4 separate regions of the Homo sapiens genome follow, and all the other regions are linked to region 1. Evidence: chromatin loops called from intact Hi-C (ENCODE). Cell type or tissue: CD4-positive, alpha-beta T cell. All regions are shown on one strand. Each heading gives the region's core, and the rest is flanking DNA. Links, peaks and the distances in the headings are about the cores only.

Region 1 (5,365 bases), core at 77-5,076:
CAGACGCCCTGAAAGAAGAATCTATAGGGCTGGCAGTAGGGGGCAAAGGGCACTCCAGAAATCTGTCCTAGGCTGTTTTTTAGCACCACACACTTCATGAGATATCTTAATCATTTTAACCATTACTGAAAGGTGGAAGGCTCCAAAATATGGATCTCAAGCTAACTCTCTTCTCATGACTCCTAGACCCACAAATCCCTAAACCAATCCATTAACAAATAGCAACATCTACAGTGTAATGCTTCCTAGGATTTCGAACTTAACATGGCCAAGCTGTGCTCATAAATTTCTTCTCAAAATGCTACTTGTCATTTAGTGTCCCCTGTCTTGGTGGAGGGACCACCATCCTCTGACGATACCAGGCTTTTTTTTTTTTTTTTTTTGGTTCTCTTATCCCCCACATAATCAATGATGAAGCCCTGATCCATTTTTCCTCCTGAGAATTTCTCAATTTCATCCCCTCATATTTGGCATTTTAAAAATCAGGCCTCTCCTGATCTCATTTAATCTTGTGTGTGTGTCACTTCATATTTTTGTCAAAGTATCTTTGAGATGGATTTCTAGAAGTGGTATTGCAGGAACAAAGGGTAAACTTACATATATAATTTTGCTGTATAGTATTATCTTTCATACCTATGGGTTGTACCATTTTGCATTCCCACTAGAATGTTAAGAGTTTCTCCTTCCTCATGAGTAGAGCATGCTGTCAAACTTTTGTACCATTGCCAATCTGATGACTAACGGTGCCTCAGTCAGCATAGTTTTTAATTTGTATGTTCATATTTTGAGTGAAGTTGAACATATTTACAGATGTTTGAGGGCTGCTAGCATTTCTTATTCTGTCAACTATTTATTTCTTTTGGCCATTTTCTCTATTGGGTTATTGGTTATTCTCAACTTTTAGGAGCTCTTTAGGTATTTGGAAAACTAGCCCTTGCCTGTGATATGTTGCAAGCCTTTTTCTTTCCTTATTTTTTTTTGACAAGCAATACATTTTATTTTCATGTAGCCAGATTTATTATTTTTATGGGTTTTAGATTTTGAGTCATATGGTTAGATAATGTTTCCCTATTCCCACGTGTTAGAATTATTATTCATGTTTTCTTCTAATACATGTATAGGTGGATTTTTTATATTTAGATCTCAGATCCATTTAGAATTTATCTCTATTGTGATGTGTGGTGGGAAATACAAATCCAGTTTTACCTTTGCCAAACGGTTATCATCCCAGCACAACTTCTAAGTTCTTCATTTCCCTGTTGATATGTGGTGTCACCTTCATCATTTACTCAATATCCTTACATACCTGGATCCATTTCTGGTCTATTCTTTCTCTCTGTTAATACACTAAAATTATATGGGTATGTTCCAGTATCTGATAAGGTTGACCCTCACCATTTTTCTTTTTCATGGGTTTCCTGGCTATTCTTATTTCCCCACATGAATTTTATAATCAGTTTATCTAATTCCAGAACAATATTTGTTGATATTTTTGTTGGAATACTACAGTTGCATACGTATTTAGGGAGGACTGACCTCTTTGAGTCTTTCCAAGAACCTCATATCGCTTTCTGTTTGTTTAAATGTATACTTGGCCTTTTAGGAATGTTTTAAAGCTTTCCCCATAGAAGTTTTGTTCATTTCTTGTTAAGTTTATTCCTAGTTTCACTTTTTTGCTGCTCTTGTAAATATGGTCTTCTCTTCCATTATATCTCGTAACTCGTTATCATTGATTATTCACATATATGAAGGTCGTTGATTTTAGTGTGTTAACTTTATATCTTGCTATTTTACTAAATTATCCTTTTTTTATAGTTTTTCCATTGAACCGGGTTTTCTGACATATAATCATACATCAGCACATAAAAGAGAACATCAAAAGAATCGTGGATGGCGAAAGAGCCGGCAGAAACCAGCCGGCTGGCCCTTGAGAAGTCTGTGTGGAAGAAGTCCCTTCGCCACCGCTAAGCGCGGATTTGGGAAGGTCCCCCGGAGAACATCCCTTTGAGGCATCTCTAACCTCAGAGACACAGAATCCCAAAGTGAATGGAGACGCAAGGGATTTCCCTGTCTTAAGATCAGTTCTACAAGCCTCGACCACCCATCGGGTCGGGGGAAGTGTGGACAATGGCTGGGTAAAGAAGAGGAGAAGATAAACCCGTTCCATTTACCAGCGGGCCTGAAAGCCATCAACCTTCCTCTCACGTAGACGCGCGGAAACACTACCGAGTTGAAAGCCCCTTTCGCTCCCTTCCTAGAGCGGCCGCGGAAGTGCGCCCCGCGCGGGCTGGTTCTTAGACCCCCCGTGGCCGCTTCCGGCCTTTGTGGGTCACTTTTGATGGGTTCCGGGTCCCAAAAGGGTTCGAGGCCTCTTGCCTTCGCTCCGTAGGAGGGAGTTCTCTTCTGGCCCTGGGGGCCGCAGGTGAGCGATGTTGTGCTCTGTACGCTGCGAGCAGGTGGGCGGGAGATTGCTGTATTCCAGCTGCTGGGCCCCTCAGGCCCTGGCCGGTGCAGAGTGGACCCCGGTCCTCCCAAACCCAGGCGGATCCGCGGGAAGCTCTCCCTCCCCAAAGTGCGTTGGGACATTAGGATGAGGGTTTGGCTCCCAGTCTCTGCAGCAATTCCAGGCTGTAAGGCCCATACCTTCCGCGTTTGCTTCGGGCTGTGTATCCTTGGGTTCAGCGCTTACCGACATTTCTGGACAGTGGTGGGTCACAGACGCTCGCCGGCGTCCTAGGGACCCTTTCCTGGGCCTTCCTCACTTCAGATTATAATCACAGACCACGAGGTTAGAGGGAAGCCTTAAAGAGTAACCTCTTCAGCCTTCTCACTTTATAAATGAAGAATGAGGAGCAGAAAGATTAAGTCCCTGAAGAAATAAATTTACATGACTGTAGCTTTTGTGATTTCATGGTTTCCACCAGACATCTGGACATTCAAAAGATAAAAGTAACTAATCAAGGATGTCCTAACCTTTTGTTATTATTATTTACTTGATCTAAATGTTAGTTTTATTCCATTTGTCTTTCATTTAGGACCAAATGAGAATAAGTTTACCAACAAGTCTTACTCTTAAGTCCTGAAACAACTTGGCACCTTTCCTCAGTCTTTCTCTTTAAATTAGTCTAATCTTTTTTTTTTTTTTTGAGACGGAGTCTCGCTCTGTCGCCCAGGCTGGAGTGCAGTGGCGCGATCTCGGCTCACTGCAAGCTCCGCCTCCCGGGTTCACGCCATTCCCCTGCCTCAGCCTCCTGAGTAGCTGGGACTACAGGCGCCCGCCGTCACGCCCGGCTAATTTTTTTTTTTTTTTTTTTTTTGTATTTTTAGTAGAGACGGGGTTTCACCATGTTAGCCAGGATGGTCTCGATCTCCTGACCTCGTGATCCGCCCGACTCGGCCTCCCAAAGTGCTGGGATTACAGGCGTGAGCCACTGTGCCCGGCCTAAATCGGTCTAATCTTAAGTCTTTTCTATCAGAGTATTTTTCTGAGTAAGTATTGTACATTAATCCGGAGGTCAGATTTCAAAGGTCATAGTTAAGTTCTCAGAATTTGCAGTTTTACTTTATGGTGGAGTTTGTATTAATAATGATGGCTTATTCTTCAGGACTGTCCAGGAATACAGTTTCCAGGTGAGATCTTACTTGAAACACCGGTAGTTCTAGCACAGCTAAAATGGCATCTACTTGGGCTATCCAGGCCCACATGGACCAGGATGAACCTTTGGAAGTAAAGATAGAGGAAGAGAAATATACCACCAGACAGGATTGGGACCTGCGTAAAAACAACACCCATAGCAGAGAGGTCTTCCGTCAGTACTTCAGACAGTTCTGCTACCAGGAGACATCTGGTCCCCGTGAGGCTTTGAGCCGACTCCGAGAACTTTGCCATCAGTGGCTGAGGCCAGAGACCCACACCAAAGAACAGATTCTGGAGCTGCTGGTGCTGGAGCAGTTCCTGACCATCCTACCTGAGGAGCTCCAGGCCTGGGTGCAGGAGCAGCATCCAGAGAGTGGGGAGGAGGTGGTGACTGTGCTGGAGGATTTAGAGAGAGAACTGGATGAACCAGGAGAGCAGGTGAGAAAAAAGATGTGACTTCTGCTTGAGAAAACATAAATTGTGGATTTCTAGGCCAGAGTGAAGAACAGCCATTTTTTCACAAAGCATGTTTTTGACAGTTTGGTGCATCAGAAAGGGGCATGAGTTTCACGGAAAGTTGGCTAATGTGGTCCCAACTTATTTATAACTTTTCTGTGGAAGGATTTTATATTTCTCTATTAAGCTACAAAATTCTGTTTGATAAACATGCTGCTCATCTTAGAAAACTTCTAAGACAAGAGAAAGTATCAAAGAGATGACAGTAGCAGGATGGGAAGCAGTCTCTTGGAGGGGCATCACTCTGTTGCACAATACAAATAATTAAGAATTAAGGTTTTGCAGATATATCCATTGCTCTGACTCCATTACAGGGTTTTAAAATGAAGACATTAACTATTTCAGGGGAATGAGATGTGGGAGTACAATGGAAAGTTAGTGAGGAGAGCAGGGTGGGGAATCTGTGTTTCTTTGAGTAGCAGAAAGCCCAGTTAGGTTGGAAAGGTGAATTCCAAATAGCAGAGTTGAGATAGTGTCCAGGACCTTGAATCTCAACCTCTGGAATTGAGATTTTATTCTGTAGGACAGATGCCCCTAACCTTTTCTCCTTGAGTCTAAATGAGCTTTACTAATTGTAAGATGTAAAAGAGAACCAAATTATGTAGAACGTTTTTGTTTTGTTTTTAATACTAAAATGAGACAGTGGTTCTCAACCAGTGCCAATTTTGTGCACCAGAGGGCATTTGGCAATGTCTTGGGACATTTTTGGTTGTTATAACTTGGGGAGGTGCTGCTAGTATCTAGTGGATCACTCGGGGAGGTGCTGCTAGTATCTAGTGGGTAGAGAGGGCAAGGCTAATGCTAAACCTCTTAAAACACACAGGACAGCCCCAGACAACAAAGTCAGTAGAGCCAATGCTAGGAACATGTCAGTAGAGCCAATGCTGGGAAACCCCGGTATAAAGAGTTTGAAACTTAGGGAAATAATGAAACAGAAGTATAATCTAGCACTGTGATACAAAATGCAATAGAGAGGGTAGGAACATGTGGCAAAAATATCTAAGTTTGAAATAGGATCATGAGGCCAGGCACGGTGACTCATGCCTGTAATCCTAGCGCTTGGGAGGCCAAGGGAGGTGGATCACCTGAGGTCAGGAGTTCAACGCCAGCCTGGGCAACATGGTGAAACCCCGTCTCTACTAAAAATACAAAAGTCAGCCGGGTGTGGCAGGACATGCCTGTAATCCCAGGTACTTGGTAGGCTGAAGCAGG
Region 2 (5,365 bases), core at 234-5,233, 190 kb before region 1:
TCAATACCGTGCACGCGACCACAAAGTTGTTTTCGACGAGAATTCGATGGGAAGCGGAGGAACGAATTTTTCCCACATTCAGAGGCCAAGCCAGGAACTGTAAAACGTTCACCTTTGAAAGGTCCCACCGAGATTCGAACTCGGATTGCTGGATTCAAAGTCCAGAGTGCTAACCATTACACCATGGGACCAACCACAAGGGTACAGTAGGTAAGTATAGTCGTGGTTAAATACCTCCTTGATAATAAACTTTCTAGTTCCGATCCGAAAGAGTTAGGTCAGGCTTCAGTGAGACTCACGCTGACAGGAAAGCTGACGCTTTGCTGCTGAAGAAGGAGTAACTGTCAAAATAAAATTCAGGGAGATCTCTTCACTCTTTCCTGCGCTTTTGTTGGGAGCATAAATTAGCTTCCAGAAATCAACCGGGGCAGATTTGTGAGGTCTGAAACTTAACAATTTAGAAAGTCCTCTTTAAGAAAAAGAACAGCTGTTATCAACATAAAATTATGGGTACTCTAAGGCCTGTATGATGTATCTGAGGATAAGCTGGAGTAGGGAGAGGAAGCTGTCTTAACTAATTTTCACTATACTAGCATACTTTTGCAAATCTTACAAAATATGTTTCATACAGAGCAACCTCTTCCCAAGGCCTTGGAAAGCACAGCGCAAGGAAAGGATCTTAACACACTTTAGCGAGACTCACGATAAACATCCCTCTGGGGTGCAGATCTTTTAGCAATATCTATCAAAATAGTCTCTTCTACAGCCACTAAAAAGAATGGGATAGACATGTAACACATGTTGGCTTGGCAGTTTCTGGGGGAGGATTTAAGTTTAAAACAAACCAAAAAAGCCCAGTAACTTGGTGAATTGTAGTCTAGTATGATTTAAGTTTTGCAAATTATAATGAGTTATAATTGTGACTCAGTTATATTTGTACATAATAATATTGTACTCAATTTTGTATGTACATTTTAAAAATAGGTTGGAGGTACATACAACAAACTCGGCATCAATTTTTCTGAGGAATGGAACTGAGGATGAAGAAACTTCACTTCTTGCCACGTTGACTTTTTAAATATTTGACTTTTTTTATAAGTGTCTATCACTGTTGTAGTAATTAACAAATGCAAATCTACAAAACAAAACAAACAAAACAGTAAGGCTCGTCAGTAAAGGACTTAGAAGTCATGCTTACTCCATGTTAACTGCCTACTGTGCTCAGCATGGCAGAGATCACTGCCTTGCAGAATGAGAAAAAGGTAGTAGAATCCCTGATTGCAAAGGATAGTTAGGGGGGGAAACAAAAGATAAGTTCAGCACGTTAAAAGTGACTGGGAAAATGATCTTTTCAGGGTTGGATGACACAGGCACACAGACAAAAATTTTATACAGAATTTTACTCAAGACCATTCACGGACTCTAAGCGTAAGATTTCTTTTTTATTTAGAGATTTCTAAAAGAGATGTTCTGATTATTCAAAGACTCTCTACTCAGAAATGCCAAAATGTGAGAAATCAACATGAGGACCACAGCAGAAGGAAACAGAGAATGGAGAAGGGAACCAGGCAGCAATTCAACAAATATTCCTTGGGCATCTCTGCGCTACCAGAGGTATGGAGGAACCCAGTGACTGCTTGAAAAGAATGTTCTGGTTACTCCACTCCAGTGATTCGCTAGGCGCTGATCAGCCGTCCAGATTTTGTTAGATTTCTGGGACCAGTTTCCCACAGTTGTTTAGTCACGGCTCTGTGCTCCGTGACTAAACAACTGAGGCTCATTCTCGGTGGTCTTGGTTTTCTAATCCGTAAAATGGAAACAATGGACTAACTCTTACATTTCTTTTTAAGTCTGATTTAGGGTGAAAGGGAAAGGTGAAAGTGGCCCGAAATTAACGAGGAAAGGCGGGGGACGATCCTACAGATTCGCTGACGTGGTAGTCCTTAGGGATGCTCCTCTCCATTTTGTTTCAGGTCGCTGCGGTGAGCACCACGGGTCTGAGTGCCAGCGATGGTTTATCACGGTGACAGGAAAACACAGACCAGCAGCATCTACTCCAGCACTACTCACACTGTGGAACTCTTTTCACCGTGATGCCAGATAACTAGGTAATTCCGGAGTTAATTCTCCGTCGTTTCCAGAGTACTTGCCTCCCCAGAATTACTGGTACCGTAGGTGTTTGCACAACCAGTGAGAAGACGGCACCACCTGGAATCCTAGAGCGGACCGGAAGTGAGCGTGGCTCACCGGGCCCGGCCGGAACCTACGGGCACAGCTGCGGGTGTGTCTGCGGAACCTCCACCTGAGCTGTAGAGTGTTTCCCTCGACCCACTAGTCTGGGTTCCACAGGGTCTGAGCTCCTCAGAGGTGGGAGCTGCGGCCGAGGGAAGGGTGCATGTGCGCGGCGACAATCGGGCCTCTTCCCCAGGCAGCTTGTGAGCCCCTCTCCCTCTCCGCCCTCGCCCAGGCTGCTCCGATCTTCGTTTCCTTGCCTAGGCTCATACACCCAGGCTTTATTTAGGGCCAAAGTATCCGTCATAACCTCGGTTTTCTGTCTCGCAAGTATCTTGCCGCTCAATTTGTGACCCTGAAGCTTTAGTGAGTCGCTCTGTGCTCACTATTTCTGGTCTTTTCAGAGGATGGCTTCACTTTCAATGGAATTGCCCGAGTAACTGCCCTGTGTTGTCACGTAAACAAGTCCTTTTAAACTGAGTCTGTAGTTGTCCTGTGTTGAGTGTTTTCTTATATCAAAAACTTTCCTGACCAAGAACAAAAAAGGAGCTCAAGTAAAATCACCCATTTGCCTAGACCCCAACTGGAGAGAACCTTTGCCTGAGCTGTCTAAGCTCGGGATGGAAGCAGTCTCTAGGGTCTTCCCAGCCTTGGCTGGCCAGGCTCCAGAAGAACAAGGGGAGATTATCAAAGTAAAGGTTAAAGAAGAAGACCACACTTGGGATCAGGAATCAGCCCTACGTAGGAATTTGTCTTATACCAGGGAACTCTCTCGTCAGCGCTTCAGGCAGTTCTGCTATCAGGAGACACCTGGGCCCAGGGAGGCTCTGAGTCAACTGCGGGAACTTTGCCGTCAGTGGCTGAACCCAGAGATACATACCAAGGAGCAGATCCTGGAATTGTTGGTGCTGGAGCAGTTCCTGACCATCCTGCCTGAGGAGCTCCAGTCTTGGGTGCGGGAGCATAATCCTGAGAGTGGAGAAGAGGTGGTGACTTTGCTGGAAGATTTGGAGAGGGAGCTTGATGAACCTAGACAGCAGGTGAGAAATTGGAGGTGCCATCTTCTGTGGAGAATTTGGGTGCATGGATCCAGAATGGAGTAATGGGAGTAATTTCGCGCTGGTGGTTGGAAACCCTGGTTTGGGGCATTATTTCTTATTTGATCACTGGTGTAGATGAATAGATGCGTGCATATGAGATAACAGTTTTTGTGTATGATACAAATAATTAAATGATTTAACCAAATGGAAAAGCTTGATCTATTTTTTACCAGTAGAAAATATATTTTATGTAGTGACTATGAGATTAAAGAAATATACAATAGTAAATTTTTTTTAAAAAATTACTGTCTTTTGAAGCTATCTAGGCTCTGTTACTAATTAGCTGTGTAACCTTGGGCATATTACACCTTCTCTGGGACATTAATGTCTTCATCTGTACAATGAAAATACTAATTGCATGATTTCCTTGGTTCTTTTCAGTATCTAGAGTTGGTATGTAAAATGTTTTGAGCTCAAAATTATTTTTAGAAGAATTTTAAAAGCTTTTTGCCATTACAGTGGAGTTGTTTCTAAAGGAGTATATTTGCCTTCTTTGACAGTAATTTTAGAACATTGTGGATATTGCCAGACATTCTTATATTTTTTAGTGATACTATTCATACATTTATCTGAACTCTTTCAGAATGTGAACCCTTTATGTATACAGTCTGATCTGTTAAAAACGCATGTTTCTGGAATGCAAAATCTTTTAAAATGAGGTCAGTATGCCAGAAATGAGTCAGTATAATGCTGAAATTGTGTAAGCTCATGTATGAGTTTTCCCAGCAAGTTGATGTTTGGGGCCACCAGGTGGGAGTAGCTGAATTCAGAGTATCTGATGTAGCTGAGCACAGCAAGTCCTGAATACATACAGTACTGTACATAATTCCCATTTGCCCCCACATCCTTCCTCTGGCTGTCTTGGAAGCACTTATTTACATTGTTCCCTCCCATCTTTGTGTATTTTTTGCTAAAGTTTTTTGTATTCCAGAAAAGGAGCAAGCAGAGGGTTTTGCAAGTGCCATAGAAGTGTGCTTGTGATAAAATTTCTGCTAGTGAGTATAAAAGAAGAAAAGCTTTAACAATTGAAGACAAGTTTGAAACTATACAGTGTTTTGAAAGAAAAGAAACTGTGAGATTGGTCATGCAACTGGCATAAAGGAGTAAATGTATGTACAATTAGAGACAATGATGGGAAAAATAAAATTATCTAGCTGGAACAACTGCCAGTGTTATGAAATCTGTTGGAACAAGGAATAAGGAAATGGAGGAAATGGAGCATTTGTTAAGTGTGTGGATTGAATACCAAACAAGGAAGCAATCCAATGCAGTCTTTCTCAGAGTTAAAGAAAATACCTTCACAATGTATGGAGACATTAAGAAAAAAAGATGGAAGTCCCGCAGAAGTGCCTTCATTTAGTGGAAGTAGTGGCTGGTTTAGTATCTTCAAGAACTACTGTACTTTCCACAGTGTTAAACTGTCTGTGCAGACGAGGCTGTAAGTGCAGATGAAGAAGCTGCAAAGACATTTTCCCCTCATTAAGAAATTAGATTGATAAGGAAGGCCATCCCCTGGCTCAGATTTTTACTTTTTATGAAACCAGTCTCTATTGGAAGCAGATGCCCTCAAGGGGATATGTGGAGAATTTGGATGCATTGATCCAGAATGGAGTAAGCAGGACTGGAAGTACTCTAGAAACACACTGTGGGGTTTAAGGCTACAAAGGATCAACTGATGGTGATGCTGGGTGCAAATGCCAGTGGAATTTTAAAGCTAAAGCCTGTGATTATCATTCTGCCAATCTATAAGCTTTAAAATGAATTGTAAAGACTAGCCTTGGTGCCTACTACAGGTCTAGCAAGAGAGACTAGATGACAGGGCAGATATTTTCTGATCTTTCGGGTGATTTTTTTGTAGATTAAAAAAAAATAAAACATTGCAAGAGAAAAAAATTGTCTTTTAAAATTCTTATAATTCTCAGTGATACACCAAGCCACCCTCCAGTAGTCACTGAGCTTTCCTCAAATATCACAGTTCTCATTTTACCTCCCAATACAACTTCTTTACTGCAGCCCCTTAATCATGGTGTGAT
Region 3 (5,365 bases), core at 156-5,155, 140 kb before region 1:
GCAATTCCTGGTATACCACTTGTAGTCCCAATCTCAAGTAAAGTGTTTTAAACTTTTTACCTTTAAGAGTTGTTTTTTGTAGATTATTTTTATCTTTTAAAAATTAAGTAAAAGAAATTTCCTTCTATTTCTAGATTGTTAACAGTTGCATTGTGAGCAGACAGTGAAATTTATCCAATGTTTTTCTGCCTCTTTTGAGGTGAACTTATTTTTTTCCTTTAATTTCTTAATGTACTGAATCATAACACTGTTCTTCTCACGTTAAATTGACATCCTGCTTTTGGTATAAATCTGGATTTGTTATGATTTTTAAACATTGGTGGATTCAGCTTTTTTTTATTATTATTATTTCTGATTTTATGTTCGTTAATGAGATTGACCTGTGATTTTTCTTTCTCTCATTGTCTTTTTCTGGTTTGGTATTAGGATGAAGGTGAAAATGAGGTGAAAAGTCTTCCCTCTGTCACTACGTTTGGAAAAGTTTGTATCCAATTGAAATTATTCTCCCTGGATTGTTTTGAAGAACTTTCAGGTGAAAATATCTGGGTTTAGGACTTTCTCTGTAGGACAATTTTTGACTATTCAATTTATGTAACAGTTACTTGCTATTTCCTCTTGAATCGAATTTCATAACTGATAACTTTTGCAGAATTTACTGTTTTAATTTTCAAATTAATTGGGCAAAATTTTTTATACCATTGCACATACTGATCCATCTGCTGGATCATCTATTTGGCTTTTTTTTTTTTAAGAGAGAAGAGAGAGAGAAGTTTCGCTATGTTGCCCAGGATGGTCTCAAACTCCTGGCCTTAGGCAATCCCCCCCCGCCCCCCGCCAATTCCCCCCTCCAACTCCCCCCTCCAACTTCCCCCTCCAACTCTCCCCTCCACTCCCCCACCCCCCTACCGCGTCTTGGCCTCCCAAAGTGTTGGGATTACGGGCGTGAGCCACAACGTGCAGCCTCTTTCTGCACTTTTTTTCTTTTGAAACTAATTCTTTCTTATCTTTTAGGTCTCAAGAGTAAGTTTGGTTCCTAGGTGTTCACTGAACCCCTTCAGGCTGGGTTAAGAACAGATCCCTGCAAGCTGACACTTTGACCAGGTGGGTGAGAGAATCCGGGTGGTGCTTTCGTGGAGGGCAAGAGAAAGAGAGCGCAGCCTCCTCAGGATGCAGTTGCTGAATAGAAGAGCTTTTCAGTAAATATATGTTTCTCCAGCCCTTCTGGAATATGAAAAATCTGTGTAACAGACTTTGAGAGAGCCGGAAGCCAGGATGAAGAGGGAGGTCCCATAAAGACTCAAATCAGGCTCTCAAAGAGTTCCCAGTAATGGGGAATGAGACCACCAAATGCACCCCGTTGCTTTCACCACGCCTCCGGCACTCACAGGAGGGTGTCCACGCAGGCGTCGTTCGTTCCGGGGGCAGGCCTCGCGCGCGCCTTTCCTTCCTGTGTGTTTCCCACCGGCACATCACTAGTGGGAGGTCAGAATGCTGCCAGTCAAGGATGGCTGGGTCAAATGAAGAACTGAAATGAAAACAACCACTACGAAGTGGTTCGAACTGCAACTTTCCGGGCCTAAAGCCTGGCTCCTGCCCCCTCTACCACTCAGCGCCACCACCGAGTGGTTGCACAAGATGATACGCATTTTCTACATTATTCTCTAAGTGCCCGCTATACTCTTGGGCTTTTAACAAACGTCTCACTAGAGACTATTCAGCAGGGCCTAGTTTTGGTTACCAAGCGGAGCCAGGCCTAGGAAGATGCCTCTATTTAATGCTAATTGCAGCTGTTGCAGCTGAATTGGACGCCAAGCTGAGAAGGTCGCCTGAGGGGGTCTTTCTCGTTCACCTGGTGATTTTCATTTATTTCCAGAGGGTCTCAATGCTGAATGCAAACTGATCATGTGTAGTAGTGATTATAGAGAGACATTCAATGCTTTTCTTTTTCCCTTTCTTTACAACTTTTTGTCACCAGCTGAGAGAAGCAACGTGGTGCATGTGCAAAATTTGGTGTAACATTTGGTGTCAAGTTAAGGGTAGGAGTTTGGAGAAAATCCAAATACTCACTTTGCATTACCTTGTTATTGTGTGACACTGGCAAGTTATTTAGCTTTTGTATAATTTACACTATCTTTGAAATTAGGTTAACAACAGAAATCATGTCATATAAGTAGAACCATACAATATATATATAAAATCCAGGTTAATAGCCAATCTTACAACATTTCTCATATTTTTTGCAGTTGCTAAGCCATGGGACCACGTGGCCTAATGGATAAGGCGTCTGACTTCGGATCAGAAGATTGAGGGTTCGAATCCCTTCGTGGTTGATTCTCCCTTTTTCACTCTAAAACAAGACTGCACAACCTCCCACACCACAAAATTATAGCATCCAATTAATTTCCGAAAGTGAACGTGAATTCTCTGCAGTCCTTTCCCGTGGAAATGGGAAGTTGCATCACACACCTCTTTGGAGTTGCGAGTGATTCAGGTGGGGCCAGCACACCACCTTTCAGCTGTTTGTACTTTGGAGGAAACGCTTGGCCAGGCTGGCACACAGGTGCCTGGAGTCCGGGGTGGGATGGAGAAAGCGTGAGCCCTGGTCCGGGAGTATCCTCTTCCCGCCTGTTGAATGGGCTCAGGGAACTCAGTTGAATGCATCTTAAGGAGCTTTATTCACCTGGTCCCGCAGGGGGCGACCATCACGTTTCCACTGGTCCCCAGTAGGCGCTACAAGTTTGACTCGCAGACACACAAAAGAGTGTAACTTGAGAGCCTTGTCTTTTTGAGGTCAGTTTAAATATCGCCCCCTTTCTAAAATTTAGAGGAGCTGAAGAAACACACGCCTTAAAACCTGCTCATGATTCAGGTGGATGTGGTCGTTGACCGGAAGCTTCTTTCTCTACCGGAGCCCGCTCCTGGGTTCTCCCTCACGTCGCGGGGCGAATTAGACTGTCCGCAATATCTGAGGAACCAAGGTGTTAACAGAGACCTGAAAACAGGAGAAGAGGCGAGCCAGGAAAAGATCTTGAAGAAGAGGAAGCAGTTTCTCCAAAAGGCGAAAGAGAGCCTTTGTAATGCCCTTTATAATAAACCAGTGAAAGTCAAAACAATTGTCTGGTCAGGAAGATATAAAAAATAGAACAACAAAAAAAATTAAACCAGTAAACGTTAAAACAAAACAAAAGGGGAAAGAATCTGGCCAAATACATTTGAATACTTTTATGAAATGGAGAAATTATTAGGACGACATGACTATTAAGTACGATTCAAGAAGGAATAGCAATAATGAATAGTTAAACTACGAAATAAATTGAAAAAGTTGTCAAACATCTTCCTACTGAGAAAACCCCATGTCCCATCACTTACCCAGGGTTTACGAGGTCAGGAAACTGAGACCATCCCGGCCAATATGGTGAAACCCTTTCTCTACTAAAAATAGAAAAAATTAGCTAGCTGGACGTGGTGGCGGGCGCCTGTAATCTCAGCTACTGGGGAGGCTGAGGCAGGAGAATCGCTTGAACCCGGGAGGCGGAGGTTGCAGTGAGCCGAGATCGCACCACTACACTTCAGCCTGGCGACAGACTGAGACCCCTTCTCAAAACAAAAACAAACAAACAAGAAATCCAACAAGACACGATCTCCTCCATAGTATAGAAAAAAGAAAAAAGAGGGAAAAGACCCACAACTATACTTGCAGAATGGCTTCATGATATTTTTCCAGACAATGTACTCTAAACAGTTTTATTGAGGCATAATTCCCATGCAATAAACTGCACAAGTTTAAACTATGTGTAAGTTTTACACATATATGCAATCATATATGTATAACATGTGTAATCATGAAACGACCAGTACAATAAAGATAATGAACATAGACATCACCCCCAAAAGCTTCCTCCTGCCCTCTTGTAAGCCCTGTTCCCCTCTTACAACCAGATATGCTTTCCATCATTACATGTTCATAGTTTTCAGAATTTCATGTGAGTGGGATCATACAGTATGGACTCTTAAAAAAATTCTTTCATTCATTATCATTATTTTGAGGTTCAAGCAATTCTCTTGCCTCAGCCTCCTGAATAGCTGGGACTACAGGCACCCACCACCGTGCCCAGATAAGTTTGTATTTTTAGTAGAGACAGGGTTTCACCATGCTGGCCAGGCTCGCTTCGAACTCCTGACCTCGTGATCCACCCGCCTCAGCCTCCCAAAGTGCTGGGATTACAGGCGTGAGCTACTACGGCCAGCACTTTGCCAGAGACTTTTAAATGGTTGATTTGAAAAAAATAATTTTCACCAGTTTCACTTGGAAGCTGGTCTGCAGAGCTCTTTTCACTTCATGTTGAAAGTCAATCTCTGGAGGTACCTCTCATACATTACTCATCCCTGCATATATATTTCCCCTCCCTCATCCTTCCTACTTAATTTCATCATAATTCTAAATTCAGGGTTTATTGGTTATAAAAAATTATTCACAGCTGTGCTATATAGTACTATGATTATATTTCTTATGTGCCTTTTAGTTTTCTGCAAAGTTATTAACTGCCTTTTACTTTTTCTTTATCTTTTATGATCATGTAACCAATTCATTCTCAACTGATTTTCCTTGAATTTAAGCAACTCTCAATATAGTGAAATACCTCAAAGAACCTATCAATTTTAATATTTTCCTTAGTGGTCTCCTCTCTGGAGCCTTTGTATCCCTGCTTCAATCTGGACTGGTTGTTCTCTAGGCATGTTACACAGGTGTCTTCTTGGGGCTTTTCTTCCACCGACCTGGGATATACTTTGCCTTCTTCCTGTTTTGGACCCTTATGTTTTCCTTTTTTTAGTGTTGTATCATTTTGATGGAGAATAACCTCTAGGAATTTTCTGAGAGGGTGACTCTGTCTACAAATGGCTTTATAACATACTCAGTTTTGATTGATAGTTTGACTAATAAATTAGACAGGAAATTCTTTCTGTCATAATTTATGACATTGTTCAATTGTCATTTTCAACTCTTCCTTCTATCAAAGGAAACATTTCTAAATAAAATACACAGATGCTGCTTTCTGTTCAGATTTAGTTTAAAATCCAAAGCAAAAAAGAAAATTTTTTTTGCCTGATTCTGGTATCTTGCCTGGTGGGAAGCTACTCAGGAATTTCTGGAAAACAGAACTGTATACTCTGCTTCTAGCCACCATGATGACAAGTATGTGACACATAAGAATTGTCCGTTATGGAATTTTCTTGAAAAAAATATTAGGCAAACTGGAAACAAGCTACCAAGTATGACTGTCTGGCATCTCTAAACTACTACAATTATTTAAAAATAAATATTCAAATGTCTCTCAATATGGATATCAAACCCTTTTCTCCTTGT
Region 4 (5,365 bases), core at 304-5,303, 50 kb after region 1:
GCATGAGAATCACTTGAGCCTGGGAGATGGAGATTGCAATGAAAAAAAAATCAATTAAATCACTCTCTGGGGGTGGGACTTTTAATACATCAATAACTTTTAAAACTTTCTAGGTCATTCTGATGTGCAGCTGAGTTTGAGATCTAATAAGTTAAAGATACTAAAAAGAAGCAATCGACCAAATCCAGAATGTGAGGCATTTTATAAAACAGAAGGTTCAAGTTCCTCAACAAATAAATGGCATTTTTACCAAAAGGAGTGGGAGGGAATGGGAACTGTCATAGATTAGAAGACTGAACAGACTTATCAAATAAATGCAAATGGTGAACCATATTCGGACCCCACTGAAAACAACAACTGTAAAAAGACTGTAAAAAAAAAAAACTCTAGAAATATTTGAGACAATTATTTGAAAATCAAGATAATGATATCAAGGAATTATTGTCAATTTTTTTGCGTGTGATCATGATACTATGATTATATTAAGATAAAAGTCCCTGTATATAAGAAATTGACACTGAAGTACTTGTACTTGTGAGTGAACTAAAATGTTTCCATCTGCAATTTGCTATAAAATGAAAGAGAAGAGAGGGACGAAATGAGGAAAAAAAAGAGATAAAGAGGGGGAGAGGGAGGGAAGGAAAGGAAGACAAAGAAAGGAGGGAGAGGGAAAGAAAGGAGAGAGGGAAAGAGGGAGGAAGTAAAAGGGAAGGAGGGAGACAAAAGGGAAGGAGGAGGAGAAGGGAAGGAAAGAGAGTGGAAAGGAGGGAAAAGAAGAATGAAAGAAAATGACCAAAAGATGATGGCTGAAGCTGAGTCATGGTTATATTGGTGTTCATTGTAACATTCTCTCTACAATTAAATGTGTTTAAATTTCTCTCCAAAATTTTAGAAAATTAAACAATGTCCTAACTTCTTTCCTTCCTGAATAATACAGCCAAAAAGCATTAAGGTAGGGTCAAGGAAGGCGAGAGAGAGCCACAGCCCAACCCAGAGTGAATCTGGAGCCCAAGTGGAATGAGGAGGGTGTCCACGGTGGGGAAGGGAGGAAGTCTATGGCAGGAAAACAACACTGATACATTTATATCATTTATTCCACAAACTCCATTTAGGTTTCACTACCTGGCCCCTACTTGGATCTGAGCCAAACTGATCACAGTGGGAAGGCACAAGATTGGGAAATTGGTTGCCAACACAAAGTATTTATCAAATCAGTAAATATACTGAAGATAAGGAAAGGAAAGTTTCTCATTAACAGAAAAGAGTTACAAGTCTATGAAAGAGCTAACCCTGTAAAAGTTGGGTTGAAATGAAGGGTGTTAGTATGAAGCCAGTTTCAGGCTAGGGCGTTCCTGGAAGCTCGAAAACTGGTGGATCTCCAGCACTAAGCAGGACATCAGATTTTTGCAAAAACCAGGGGTCCTAGTCCTTTTTCACTATTAAAAACTTCTATTGTTCCTCCTAATCTCCAGCCAAGGAAAAGGTACCCCCGAGTCTTAAAGCCTTTGAGAGTTTGAGTATCACAACGTCCAACACAAACCAGTTTTGGTCTTTGCTTTGGGATAGGCTCTTTTTCAGAGTATCTTATTTTTCCCTCCTAAAATATAGAAATCATCCATTACAAAGTGAATTGATGAATGACAGTAAAATTGAAAGCAACCGTACAAAAGCCAGTCACTAATGTGTCATCATAGTTATAAATAATAATAGTACCACTAATAAAAGCAAATCTTTAAATCATGCTTACTCTGCACCTTACCCATACGAATGCATTCAATCCTCACAACAACCCAGTGAGTTAGGGAATATTATCCCCATTTTACAAAATAGTAAAATGAGGCAGAGAGAGAGCTTAGGAACTAGTGAAAAGTCACACAGCCAGTAAGTGGCAGAGGCAGGATTTGAACCAGGTAATCTGACTCCAACGTTCTGGCTCTTGGCCAGTACCACAGAATAATTTAAAGACCTTGAAACTGACCTTGTTACCAGGCAGTGCAAAAATGTAACGGCTCCCATTCTCGAGGCTTGTCTATGTGACCCATGCATCCCGTCTCCAAATACCCTCAAGAACCGACCCGGACACTCGGTAACGGCCCTAAACAAGGGACACCCATATTGGGCTCTACGCAGGAACGCCGAGGACCACTTCATTCCGCCGCAGAGCGCCCTTCCCTCCCCCACGGCTTCTCGCAGGGGTCTCCCTCCTTGGGAGCCGAGGCTGCAGGAACTGGGGAGGGAAGGGCCTCTCTCCACAAACACACACACACACACACACACACACATACTCCTGCAAACGCACCTCTACCCGGGGACAAAAGAACTGCAGGACCGACAGGAGGAGAGCCGCGGGATGAGATTTAACCCCACAGTGGAAGGCCGACGCCGATTCACCCCATACTCACAAAGTGCTTGAAACTAGCAAACCACCCGCAGGGCGGGGCACAGAAGCCACTTCCGGGCCTCTCTAGCCACCTCCCTGACAGACTCTGTCGTTTGCTAGCTCGGCACCTTGTGTCCCCTCCCCTTTTGCTATTAAAGAGGCTTTTAAATTTTTATTTTTCCAGCTATAACTAAGGGAGAAAGGCAAGGTGCAGAATTATTTTCATAATTTGCTATATTTGCGAATAGAAGAGAGTAAAAAGAATCTAAATTATGTGTGCGTGTGTGGCACAAAGAAGCCCTGGAAAAATCGGAAAATTAATAATGGTGGTTACCTACGAGAGGTGAACGGTCAGAAACTGAGTGAAAACGGGGACAAGAGTGAGAAGGAAAGTGTTAGGGTGCATGTTTTAAATGTACTTTTAATTTTAGAGTTGATTGCATTGCCTAATTAGAATATGAATTCTAAATACATAAATTTTAAGGAACATGCTGCGTGGTTTACATAAAAAATCCAAGATAATCTAACACTCAAATTATGATGATTAATAAGAGAGTTTAGCAAGTTGGCTGGACTTTTTAAAATTCATGTTCACAATCACATTCTCCATCAAAATTATAAAAATAGAATTTTTAAAAGACATCTATCACAGAAGCAAATACTTACAAAAGATACCTGAATGGAAACATTAGTAACTTTATTCATTAGGGATAAGTAGTTGAAATATATACCTATATATATGAGACATATATATACACCTATATATATGAGACATATATATACACCTATATATATGAGACATATATATACACCTATATATATGAGACATATATATACACCTATATATGAGACATATATATACACCTATGTATATGAGACATGTATATACACCTATGTATATGAGACATGTATATACACCTATGTATATGAGACATGTATATACACCTATGTATATGAGACATGTATATACACCTATGTATATGAGACATGTATATACACCTATGTATATGAGACATGTATATACACCTATGTATATGAGACATGTATATACACCTATGTATAAGACATGTATATACACCTATGTATATAAGACATGTGTATACACCTGTATATGAGACATGTATATACACCTATATATATGAGAACTCAATATCATAAAGATATCATTCCTTCCTAAATTGATACACAAATCCAGTACAAAGCAAATCAAGATTCCAATTGTGCTCAGTGGAACTTGACTAGTTGATTTTAAATGTATATGGAATAATGAAAGAGTCACGAATCCGAGACATTTTTAAAACAAATGAAGGAGCTGCAGAAACTTGCCCTATATAATTTATTATAAAATTATAGCAGCTAAGACAATATAGTATTGGCACAACTACAGACAAATAGACCAATGAAACAGAACTGAGGACTGAGCAACAAACATGTATGTGTGGATGCTTGATATATGGTGGAAATTGCATTACAAATCAGTGAGGAATAAAGGAGCTACTTGACAAATAGTACTGTAATATTTGGATATCTAAATGGAAAAATGAAATAAAATTGGGTTTCTACTTTATATGTTGCACAAAAAATCAATTCCAGTCAGCTAACTTTCAGACTTTTAAAAGAAAATTTAGAATAATTGCTCTTTTTTCTATTCACAAGTTTGCTTCTATAGAATCATTTTTTTATGAGCTCAAGTAAAACAAGATTTCTTTTAAACTGCATAAACATACAAACTATAAGGAAAACAATAAATAAATTTGACCTCATTAAAAATTAAAACTATATCAAAAGATACTAGAAACTAATGGTAAAGACAATTAAATTAAAAGGTTGGGAGAAGATATTTGCAACACATATAGTCAACAAAGGATCAGTCCACTGAATATATAATAAACATCTACAAATGAATAAGAGAGAAAAAAGCCAACAATCATACAGAAAAAAAATGGCAAAAAATATGCACAGGCAATTCCCAGAGAGGAATCTCGAATGACCAATAAACATAGCATATACAGTTAATCATTAGCAATTAAATAAAGGCAAATTTTAAATCATTTTATACCAACACCTGAGTAATAACATTTGCTGATAAGAATGTGAAAATTTTGAGACTGTCATACACAGTTGCTGGGACTATAAATTGGTACACTCATCTAAAAAAGCAATTTTGAAATATATAGTAAAGTTGAAATATATGGTAAACCTGAAAATGATACACACATTGGCCCAGCAGCTTCAAAGTACTTACCCTGTAGGAGCTCTTGTACATAAACAAAAATGTTAATTGACTAGTCTAGGCCAGACATAGCTTTAGATGCTCAGGATATAACAAGGGCAATAAAAGGTAAAGACCCCTGTTCTCATAGAGCTAATGTTCCAGGGGAGACTGAGCCAAAAAAATAATAATAATAAACAAAAACAAACAAAAGAATTAAGCAGAATAAATAAATACATAAACTGGAATGGAAGTTGATAAGCACTGCGATTTTTAAAAAGGGGAAGGAGAGGAAGAAAAAGAAGAAAATCAGGGTAGAGAGATCAGAAGTCCTGGCATGAGAGGGGGCTAACTGCAATACAAATAAGATGGTGTAAGTCTAGTGACATTCTGGCCAAGATCTGAAGGAGATGAAGGGGTTAGCCCTGTGCATATCTAAGGAAGTGTTCCCGGTAGAGGAAACAGCAAGGGAGCCAGATTGGCTGAGGTGGAGTGAACAAGAGAGGGTATCAGAGATAAGGTTACTCTGGGATTTTTAAGCAAGAATTTTACTGAGCTGTGCTTTCAGGAATAACACAAGAAGTTAAAGAAATAGGGCTAGGCAGAGTAGTTGAACTGTGGTGCAGTTACAAGAGAGGCTCCAGCTGATCCTCTCAGGAGCTCAAGGGATGGGACAGTCCTTAAGAATTGCCTTGCCTTGATGTAAGGGGTATAAGGTGGAAGGAAGGTAACCTTCTGTGAGGCAACTTTTTGACCAAGGAAAATTCCCAGAG

The links. Hi-C counts contacts between places; a loop is a spot of excess contacts. Peaks named below come from ENCODE experiments on the same cell type or tissue, not always from the same donor. Only the 100,000 strongest peaks of a DNase experiment are listed, where the experiment ranks them.
Region 2: a loop joins it to region 1, with 4 times the contacts of the local background. A loop is called at or near these places in 16 of 110 quality-filtered maps.
Region 3: it touches region 1 in a loop (3-fold over the local background); 14 of 110 quality-filtered maps call a loop at or near these places.
Region 4: it touches region 1 in a loop (10-fold over the local background); 17 of 110 quality-filtered maps call a loop at or near these places.

What each region holds. Positions count from the first base shown.
Region 1 is chr6:28,396,714-28,402,078 of GRCh38, reverse strand. It overlaps ZSCAN12 (zinc finger and SCAN domain containing 12), which reads left to right and starts at 2,332. Exons shown (of 4, transcript NM_001163391.2): 1 at 2,332-2,422; 2 at 3,606-4,075. The coding sequence starts at 3,674. It overlaps LOC105374998 (a long non-coding RNA gene), which reads right to left and starts at 2,260. Exons shown (of 2, transcript XR_926659.2): 1 at 2,172-2,260. RefSeq lists an enhancer at 1,949-2,198 and a silencer at 3,210-3,279. In CD4-positive, alpha-beta T cell, for the core only: CTCF peaks have their summits at 2,086 and 2,285; a DNase peak (open chromatin) is centred at 2,248; H3K4me3 peaks cover 2,030 bases; H3K27ac peaks cover 757 bases.
Region 2 is chr6:28,584,205-28,589,569 of GRCh38, reverse strand. SCAND3 (SCAN domain containing 3) reads left to right here and starts at 2,272. Exons shown (of 4, transcript NM_052923.2): 1 at 2,272-3,272. The coding sequence starts at 2,853. It overlaps ZBED9-AS1 (ZBED9 antisense RNA 1), which reads right to left and starts at 2,192. Exons shown (of 2, transcript NR_186619.1): 1 at 1,838-2,192; 2 at 1-341. It overlaps TRQ-TTG2-1 (tRNA-Gln (anticodon TTG) 2-1), which reads right to left and starts at 191; the gene lies at 120-191. RefSeq lists enhancers at 1-284, 1,776-2,652. In CD4-positive, alpha-beta T cell, for the core only: no CTCF peak of the experiment used is centred there; a DNase peak (open chromatin) is centred at 2,239; H3K4me3 peaks cover 1,150 bases; H3K27me3 peaks cover 3,398 bases.
Region 3 is chr6:28,540,079-28,545,443 of GRCh38, reverse strand. It overlaps TRR-TCG5-1 (tRNA-Arg (anticodon TCG) 5-1), which reads left to right and starts at 2,258; the gene lies at 2,258-2,330. It overlaps LOC107986586 (a long non-coding RNA gene), which reads left to right and starts at 447. Exons shown (of 3, transcript XR_001744073.2): 1 at 447-532; 2 at 1,012-1,101; 3 at 2,244-2,383. RefSeq lists an enhancer at 888-1,470. In CD4-positive, alpha-beta T cell, for the core only: CTCF peaks have their summits at 2,453 and 2,658 (motif pointing right); DNase peaks (open chromatin) are centred at 1,503, 2,263 and 2,693; H3K4me3 peaks cover 2,186 bases; H3K27me3 peaks cover 818 bases.
Region 4 is chr6:28,347,002-28,352,366 of GRCh38, reverse strand. ZKSCAN3 (zinc finger with KRAB and SCAN domains 3) reads right to left here and starts at 2,420. Exons shown (of 6, transcript NM_024493.4): 1 at 2,300-2,420. It also overlaps a transcript of ZSCAN31 not described here. RefSeq lists an enhancer at 2,126-2,485. In CD4-positive, alpha-beta T cell, for the core only: no CTCF peak of the experiment used is centred there; a DNase peak (open chromatin) is centred at 2,446; H3K4me3 peaks cover 1,682 bases.